2 separate regions of the Homo sapiens genome follow, and region 1 is linked to region 2. A link is a contact called in ENCODE Hi-C data. All regions are on one chromosome and are shown on one strand. Each heading gives the region's core, a stretch centred on a gene start or an enhancer-like site at or near the end of the contact. The rest is flanking DNA. Distances are from core to core; before and after follow the strand shown. Region 1 overlaps MCUB (mitochondrial calcium uniporter dominant negative subunit beta). Region 2 holds the start of HADH (hydroxyacyl-CoA dehydrogenase).

Region 1 (4,418 bases), core at 681-3,180, 1.7 Mb after region 2:
TGAAGCAAACACTACTGTTTCTCATATTTTTTCATTAAAATGTATTTATGTATCTATCAAAAAAATAACTCAGCATTGATAGAAGTAACTATAGAACAAGAGCTGGCAAATAACAGCATGTGGGGCGAAGCGAGTACCCCTCCCCACTGTTTTTTAATAGACCATTTTTTACAGCAGTTTTAATTTCATAGCAAAACCACGCAGAAAGCTCTAAGAGTTTCCATATACTGTCTGTCTACCTCCACTTCCTCAGCCTCTGGTGTTATCAATATTTTGCACCAAAGTGGTACATTTATTACAACCTATAAACCTTCATTGGTACACCATTATCCCCCAAAGTCCATAGTTTACATTAGGGTTCACTCTTGGTGTTGTATATTCTATGGAGTTGGACAAATATGTAGTGATGTGTCTACATTATAGTGTCATACAAGAGAGTTTCACTGCCCTAAAAATCCTCTGTGCTCTGTTCATCCCTGTCTTTCCCATAACCCCTGGCAGCCACTGATCCTTTTACTGTCTCCACAGTTCTGCCTTCTGCAAAATGTCATGTAGTCGGAATCACACAGTCTGATTCTTTTCAGATTGGCTTCTTTCACTTAGTAATATGCATTTAAGGTTCCTCCATGTCTTTTCATGGCTTGATAGCTCATTTCGTTTTAGTGCTGAATAATATTCCATTATTTAGACGTACCATTGTTTATTTATTCATTCATCTACTAAGAAGAACATATTGGCTGCTTCCAAGTTTCGGCAATTATAAACAAAGCCATTATAAACATCCATGTGCAGTTTATTTACCATATTTTAATTGCTAGAATACTGAAATGCAGGGACCACATGGAGATTAAGTAATCTAAGGTCACACCCATAATAACCGACCACAGTCTAGTATTAATAGTTAGGAGCCCCCACCCTTTTAAATGTGCCGCTGAACCACCACCTTATGGTAAAAGGGATGTAGAACTGCACCTGGCCCACATAATTGTGTGTCCGCACCTGTTGGGACAGTGTAAGGAAGAGGTGCTGGGCAGATGGAAATAGTAGCTGTTAAAACCAGCTTCACACTGTTGAAAACCATGTAAAACAAGGCTTCCAGGCATAAGTGATCTGAACTAGAGGAAAAAGTACTAGGTATTTCCATTACAAACAGATCTTAAGAAACTGCATTCACATAATGATGTTGAAAAAGTTTATTAATTATAAATAATGTATTTTTAAGGCAATATACCCAAATATTTCAATATTTTTTCTAACAGACGACAGTAGGACAGGAAGATTGTCTAACATCTTTTCTCTGGGTTGTAGTCCTTCGTTATCTGCTTTCAAAACCAATGTCCTGTCGAAATGGAAGGAAAGAGAGAGAGAAGGAGGAAAATGCATTTATACAGGAATATAATTTCAGTGGTCCTGTTGAGATCAGTTCCAAAGGGATGACTGACTTAAATGCCTGGTTCTCAGAAGGGATGTAAATACAGTCTAGCTGAGAGGGAGCTGGTGAGAAATTACAGTAGGTGGAAGTTATTGTTGGCTGCTAGCCAAATATTGTATGTATGTATTCTGTTTCTGTACTGTATTAGCCAAATGCCAAACGTATTCTGTTTCTGTTCTGTTTCAGTCATTTTGTGGATTAACTACTCGTCTTGGGCTGTCCAGACCAGAAGAAGAAAAAATTTATTTTCACAGTGATGATTCATGTAGTACCTGAGACTGAAATATTAAGATAACTTTCTAGTCTGTGCTACAAAATGCAGTTTTTGTTAGGGAGATACATAGATCTAGAGGCAAGTAAGAGTTCATCAAAAGAGAGCTCCTATATAGCAGTTTGATTTTTTTTTTTTTTTTTGGTACAGAGAAGCAAAAAAAAAAAAAAAAATCATTAAAGCTTGACGCTCAGTGTGAGATTCTACAAAAGATCATGATGCACCACAGGATGTAGAACTAATGAACCCAAAGACAAGCTTCAAAGCAAAACAACTATGTAACTGAGGAGTACAAAGCAGCCTAACCCCAAAAGCACCATTTTTCTTGCCTCACACAAGAATTTCTTGTTTCTGTGGAGTACAAAAGTACGCTATATTAAGTGACACGGAAAACAACATTTAAAATGATGGAGTTTTTATTTATTTTATGCATATATTTTACCAATTTGCTTGTTCAGAATTTCTCATGCATTCTTATTCCTTGTTCGTGTTACATTTTGTTCACTACAGCTGAGTAGTGCCTTCAATGAAAGCCTATGAGTAGTTAAACCCTCAGTCTGTGTTGTTATAAATCCAACAACTTCTGTCCTTTTAACTGTTGAGTTTAATCTGTTTACATTTATTGTGATATCAGACAAATGTGGATATCTATCTACCACCTTATTCTGTGCATTCTGTTCATCCTGATTTTCCTTTGCTCATTTTCTTTCTCCTTTCTTATCTTCTCATAATTTGGCTAAATGTTTTTTTATACTCCTTTATCTCTATTGGTTTGGAAGTACACACTTTTTTTCTCTCTTCATTTAGTTTTACATCCTGTGGTGTGTAAGTTTTCTTACATCCTGTTTTCTTATGTGTTTGATTTCCTTTTTCCTGCAAAATGCTTTCAGTAAACATGTTTTAGTCGCTCAGTCTCAGTTTTGTTCAAAATGGTAGGTTATCTGACTATAGAATTCAAGGTTGATTGTTATTTCCCCTCAGAACTTTGAAGATACTCCTTTGCCTCTGCCGTCTATTAATTCACCTTATGTAAATTTAATTGCTTTCCTTTGTAGGCAATCTCTTTTTTTTTCAGGCATTATAAGAATTTTTTGTTTCTGGGGTTCTGTAGTTTCATCACATTGTGTCAGGGACAGAGTTAATTTCATTTTTCCTGCCTGGGACTCATTTATTATGATTTTTTAAAATAGAAATATGGTTTCACCCTGTTGCCCAGGCTAGTCTTGAACCCCTGGGCTCAAATAATCTTCCTGCCTCAGCCTCCCAAAGTGTTCGGATTACACGCATGAGCCACTGCGTCCAGCTAGGACTCATTATACTTCTTAAATCTAAGGACTCATCCTGAGAATCCTTAGATTTGAGAAGTGGGGCCTGATTTGGGGAATCTGAACCCAGGTGTGGTATGGAGGAGCAGCCCGGCTAACTGGATTAAATGAAAAGCAACAGATTTGGTTCATACCATTTGTTTATTCAAAACTATCATATCCCCCTATCAAGGGGGGAATGGTAGGCTCCTCAAGATGGGTTTGAGGTGAGGTGTAAACTAAAAGGAAGACCTGAGTTTTGGTGAGTCATTCTTGAAATTCAGCTCTGCATGCATGATGGGTTTGTGTAAGATTTTCAGAATTTTAATAATAACCCTCTAAAAAGGGTTGTTACAGGGTATGGTAGTTTCTCTTTTAAGCTTTACTAACATGTCTGAGGATTGTCAATATTCTTGGGGTTTCTAAATAAAAACTTGTACAGGAGTGTCTTTGCTTTAAAAAATTTTTTATTTTCAATTTCCCAAGTAACCATAGTTTCCTACTGGCATGCAAAAAAGGTTTAATATTTGACCCCTTGTTATTAATCACTTATCTTTGTATATGGTAATTTTGGTGTTGTAAACCTATTGTTTTTGAATTATTAATTTTTTTTACCCTGGCCTACCAGTCTCTCAGAATTGTGTGATTTTGAAACAGTCTCAAACATAACATAAAGAAAGTTGTAACCACAGTGGGAAGACTATTTTGTTTCTGAACTATTTGAGAATACATTGCAAACTTGATGCCAGTTCCCCTGAAACATAAGAACATTCTCCAACTTAATGACAAACAACCATCAAAATAGGAAAATTAATGTTAGTACATAACCACCATCTAATTTTTAGACCTCATTAAAATCTTGCCAATTTTTCCAATAATGTTCTTTATTGGCAGAAGTTCAGAATCACAGTTTAATTTAGTTGTCATGTCTCCTCCACTCTGGATCAGTACAACATTCTTTGACATTCATGATTTGACTCTTTTAAAGATTACAATTATTTTGTAGAATGCCTCTGTTTGGGTTTGTCTGGTATTTCCTTGTGATTTGCTTCAGATTATATAGCATCTTTGTCGGGAATATCTCAAAAGTGTCCCATGTATTCTCATTGCATGATTTCAACTCACCCCATTACTGATAATATTAATTTTGATCAATTAAGATGGTATCTGTCAGGCTTCTTCCCTTTGAAGTTATTATTTTTCCTTTGGGATTAATGCTTTTGTGTGAAGGCATTTTAAAACTGTGTAAATATCTCATTCCTTATTAAACTTTAAATTTATTCAGTTAATTATGTCAGAATACACTCATGGTTTCCTATCTCCTTCAGTGGATTATAATTTGTTACTATCATTATTTAATGCTAAAAATTGTTCCAGATTTTACCACAGGGACACCCTTTGACCTGCCTTC
Region 2 (4,568 bases), core at 1,030-3,529:
TAGGCTATTCCAAACTTTTCTAATCTTTATGCTTCTTTAGTGGCTCTCCAGGTTATTATAACTTGTGTTACCAGGCTAATTACAAAAATGGATACCTCTTTAAATCAGGCCATAAGGCTGAATCAGGTCATTCAGTGAACTATGGTCCTTGTAAAAAGTAAAGTAGAGGTTCCTTTTCAAAGACTTTCCTCCTCATCTGATTAGGAATAAATAGTAACCTCTCTTAGAAGCAAAATTTATTCAAAGACCTGTTAACATTCTTAAATATCTGCTAGCTGTAATAAAGAAATCAATGTACTTTATGTTCTTAGCTCCCACAATTTAGCCTAAATATTTGCCCTGGCATGCTTATACTGGTCCAAGTGGGCATTAGGTCATAGCCTGTTCCTCTTCCTTATTTAGAGGTGTTTTTCCCTTCTCAGCATTCCACAAGTTACTTCCTCCTTCCTTTGTTCTCCTCTGCCTTTGCCTCTTTTAAGAATTTCTAAGTTGCTAGCCAATCAAGACAAATACAGAATGTGAAGTCCCGTTCTAGCCAATGGAAACCAGTCACAACAGTAAGGTGGACGGGTCAGGTTATAAATGACCCTGCCTCCTTTGTTCGGTGTACTCTTGTGGCAAAACTGCTGGCGAGTGTACTCTTTCCGCAGAAAGTAAAAATGGCCTTGCTAAAGAAATTAATTTTATGTTCAAGTGCTATTTCTTTACGGCACCAAGAAATAAGCATTTCTAGCAGTCCTTAACCGCCATAATGCCCTAAATTAGACCATGACCAATTGGACTCAAATACTTTGAACTATCTTTATTGCCTGAACTTTGAATTGTTTAATTTTGATCAGTTCAGTTTGTGGAGACTCCTGTTAAGGTGTGTACCTCAGTTTATTGCTATACTCCTTCTCGTGGCCATAATAGTCTCCCTGATGTGTTGTTGTCCCCTCGAGAGTCTTCAATGTCTCTATGCAGCCATCCTTTGTACACCAAATGGTGTTATTACAGTTAGAATAACAACATGAAGAAAGTATAATCACTCAACTAATTTGACATTGTGACTTCCATACTGAGACAAAACAAGGTTCTGGTCAATCTCGTAAAACTGAGAGGCTGACCCAAAGGAGGAAACTGTTATTAAATTAAATCTGGCCTAAAGTTGCCTCCCTACCTAGCAAAGCATAATCAAACCTAATATGTAAATAAACTGCAATGTAATTTGAGAGTACGTTCTTCTAACAAGTGGCCAAGTCTTGGCCAATCACCGCAGCGGAGCTTTTAGCCCATTACAGGCTGCAAAAAATATTGTCTATAAACGCGGCTTGCCCACTGTTAGGGGCTGGAGCTCTCTGAACCTTTACTGGCTCAGGATACTACATGATTCATGCTTTCTTTGCTCAGATAAACTCTGCTAAACTTGTTTGAAGTTTTTTTGTTAACAATATTTAAACATAAAGCAAATAAATTAATAAGAATCCTATATCACTAAGTTACAGTAATTAGAAAGTATTCACCTGAGTGAGAAGATTGGCCAAGCTGCTATCCAGTCTTCCATTATTTGACAAGACATTTCTTTCCTATGCTTTCTAATAGTATTCGTTATTCCAGAAAGGTTGCTCTATGACCTTAAACCGTCCACATGTTCACTGCACTGATAGACGTCCAACGTCAAGATGGGTAACTAAAGGTCAACTCTCTCTTTACCTTCCCTGAGCCTGATTTTTGCATTGTAACTCATGGTCACTAGACATTTGTTTTGGGTGTTCGCAGTCTACATTTATTTCCCTTTTAGGGGAAACAATCACTGTCCACGGGATTAAAATAATCCCGAGTTGATTATTTGGTGACATCAACCAACGGTGCACATTTTGGGTCCATTACCAACACAGCCAAGCAGCACATATTTCTTCAGAGCCTAGATATGCACATGTCATCAAAGGATAGCATTTTACAGAGTCAACACCACTCACTTCATAGAACAAGGGGCCAGTGGCTTTTCAGAAGAAGGGTCTGTTCTCGGCCCCACACCAGAACGCCAGCCGCCAGGTCCCGCTGCTCAGCAGGTCTCAAGCCCGCGCTCACTCGGGCTCCGGCTGCTGACAGCTGCGAGCCCGCGCGTGTATACCCGCTCAACGCTGGGACGTTACAGCCAGGGCCAATGGGCAGAGCGGGACTCGAGGCCCCGCCCCCGCCTTGTGGCGTCACGGGGACGCCGGGGGCGCGCGGGCTGCAGGGCCGCGTAGGTCCCCGCCCCCAGAGTCTGGCTTTCCGCGGCTGCCCGCCTCGCGCGTCTTCCCTGCCCGGGTCTCCTCGCTGTCGCCGCCGCTGCCACACCATGGCCTTCGTCACCAGGCAGTTCATGCGTTCCGTGTCCTCCTCGTCCACCGCCTCGGCCTCGGCCAAGAAGATAATCGTCAAGCACGTGACGGTCATCGGCGGCGGGCTGATGGGCGCCGGCATTGCCCAGGTGAGCGGCCCTCCCTGCAGCGTGCCCACGCGCTTGGCCGCCCACCCTGAGGTGGAAGCTCTGGCGCGACCGGCCGCGAGGGGCCTGCACCCGCCCGACACCAGGGAGTTTTCACCCCGCGCCTCCCGGGTGTAGTTGAAATATCTCGCGTCTGGGCCTGTGAGGGCCCAAGTCTCACTCCCCTCAAAATTCAGGGTTCTGGGCCGATCCTCAGCTTCCTCGTTTGGAAAATTCTGGCTGCCCCCAGGGCCCGCTGAAGGTTCCATGGAGAGTGGCGGTGAATGCATTTTGGAAGCGGGCCGTGCAAGAGAAGAAAGAATTGTATGTGCACAAGGTTCAGGCATAACGCGTTTGTTCCTGCTCGGCTCAAACGGGAGTTTGCTGCCAAAGACATGAACTGCGATCAGTTTTAATTCTATCAGTTATTTTTGATTTTTATTCTGTAATTGTGCAGTCTTTGTCAAAGTAGTTTTCTCTCCTAAACGGCCTCCCGGCTCTCCCCGGTCTTTCCTTCGCTTGCTAGGTTGTAAAGAATAGTAGTAGTCATGACTTTTGTAGCACTTTGTAAAGTCACCTAATGGAAGATTGCTGAGGTCCTGGTTTTGACCTTTGAAATAGTGCCGTCTGTGCAGAGTTCTGAGCTTGCGATTTTGGCGCTGCAGCGGAATAAGTCTCTCTCTTTTTTTTTTTTTTTTTTTTTTTGAGTCGGAGTCTCTTTGACCCAGGCTGGAGTGGAGTGCAATGGCGCGATCTCGGTTCACTGCAACCTCCGCCTCCCGGGTTCAAGCGATTCTCCTGCCTCAGCCTCCCGAGTAGCTGGGATTACAGGCGCCCCGCCCGGCTAATTTTATATTTTTAGTAGAGACAGGGTTTCACCTTGTGGGTCAGGCTGATCTCGAACTCCTGACCAAAGGTGATCCGCCCGCCTGGCCTCCCGAAGTGCTGGGATTACAGGCGTTAGCCACTGCACCCAGCCGGAACAAGTCTTTTATCCATTGTACATCTTCAGGGCTTTTCCATTGTTCTGCTGAGCTGTGGTTCAGGCTCAGTTGTGCGAGTGATTGATTACCTGGCTACTGTAATGCTTGTACTTTTTTTTTTTAAAAATTATTCCATTTCAGCTCACATTGGAGAACCATGGTTTTCGTATCCTAGCTGATTATATTCTTAGCATTTCAGTCCTTTGCAACTTGGTTTGTTGGGGAAGGCGGTTATAGTCATCTAATTTTTCTTGGGGACAGTACTACTGTGGCTACAGTCATGAGAGAGTTTACTTTTTCAATGTCTTGTTTCCAACCAAGTCCACGCTTTCATGCTTGCTTTTTAAAAACAAAAACAAAAAAACCTTTTACTATTAGGTATTATATATCTCAATTTTCTTCTCCTTGGCAAGTTTTTTACAACGTTTTTATTTGATTGCATTTTCTTCTAAAAGCTATATCCCTGTAATGTTTTATTTATATGACTTCTTACAGTCTCCCATTTCCTCTGAGACCATAATTTTGGACATACATTGCCCTTTTTATTGTGTGGATCCCCTGGCTGCTAGGTTATAGTATCCCCATAATCTATGTTGTATGTGGACTGGGAGGAGTAACTCCCTTTAACCTAAAAGTTCCACAGGTTATACTCAAGAGAAAGTTTAGTTTGAGTACGTTTGTATTCCCAGGCTCCACCCAAATCTCCCAAGGCTGTGAGAGTGAGATTTGTTGTGAGCAGGAATAGAACAATGTGTTTTTTAGAAACATTTTAACAACATCTTAGTAACAAAATATTAGGGCCTTAAGCAGCCTCCAGGAACATTATGGGAAATGGATCCAGAAACTTGTGGCTGGTGTCCTTGAAGACAGCAGTGGAAAAAGATTAGAAACTAAGTAGAAAGCGTCACTTCAACTTTTGTAGAAAATCAGAGTGCTTAGTTCTTTGAATGCTGCATCCATCATTGGCCAAAAATGGATGTTGTGTTGCATTAAAAGGCAGAGGGGCAATACCTAAAATTACAGGTATGGTGTTGGAGCTTTCACCTGACAAAGGAGTAAGGAGAAATGATTGACATTAATGGAGAACACAGGCTTGTGCTTGTCAATCAAACTCTTAAATAGGTGGACCAGGG

What was found. Hi-C counts contacts between places; a loop is a spot of excess contacts on that map. Pooled maps may share reads with other maps.
Region 1: a loop to region 2 is called in a pooled map, with 4 times the contacts of the local background. The contact joins the enhancer-like site here to the promoter of HADH in region 2. A Hi-C loop is called at or near these places in 5 of 50 pooled maps.

What each region holds. Positions count from the first base shown.
Region 1 is chr4:109,646,866-109,651,283 of GRCh38, forward strand. The region is part of intron 1 of MCUB (mitochondrial calcium uniporter dominant negative subunit beta); the gene reads left to right. Among named protein-coding and RNA genes, the nearest start is that of CASP6, 54 kb to the right of the region's middle. Within about 2 kb of position 1,931, at least 4 of the 41 ENCODE cell types and tissues checked have a DNase peak (open chromatin) inside an H3K27ac peak, as active enhancers do.
Region 2 is chr4:107,987,610-107,992,177 of GRCh38, forward strand. HADH (hydroxyacyl-CoA dehydrogenase) reads left to right here and starts at 2,280. Exons shown (of 8, transcript NM_005327.7): 1 at 2,280-2,455. The coding sequence starts at 2,324. RefSeq lists a silencer at 2,047-2,276.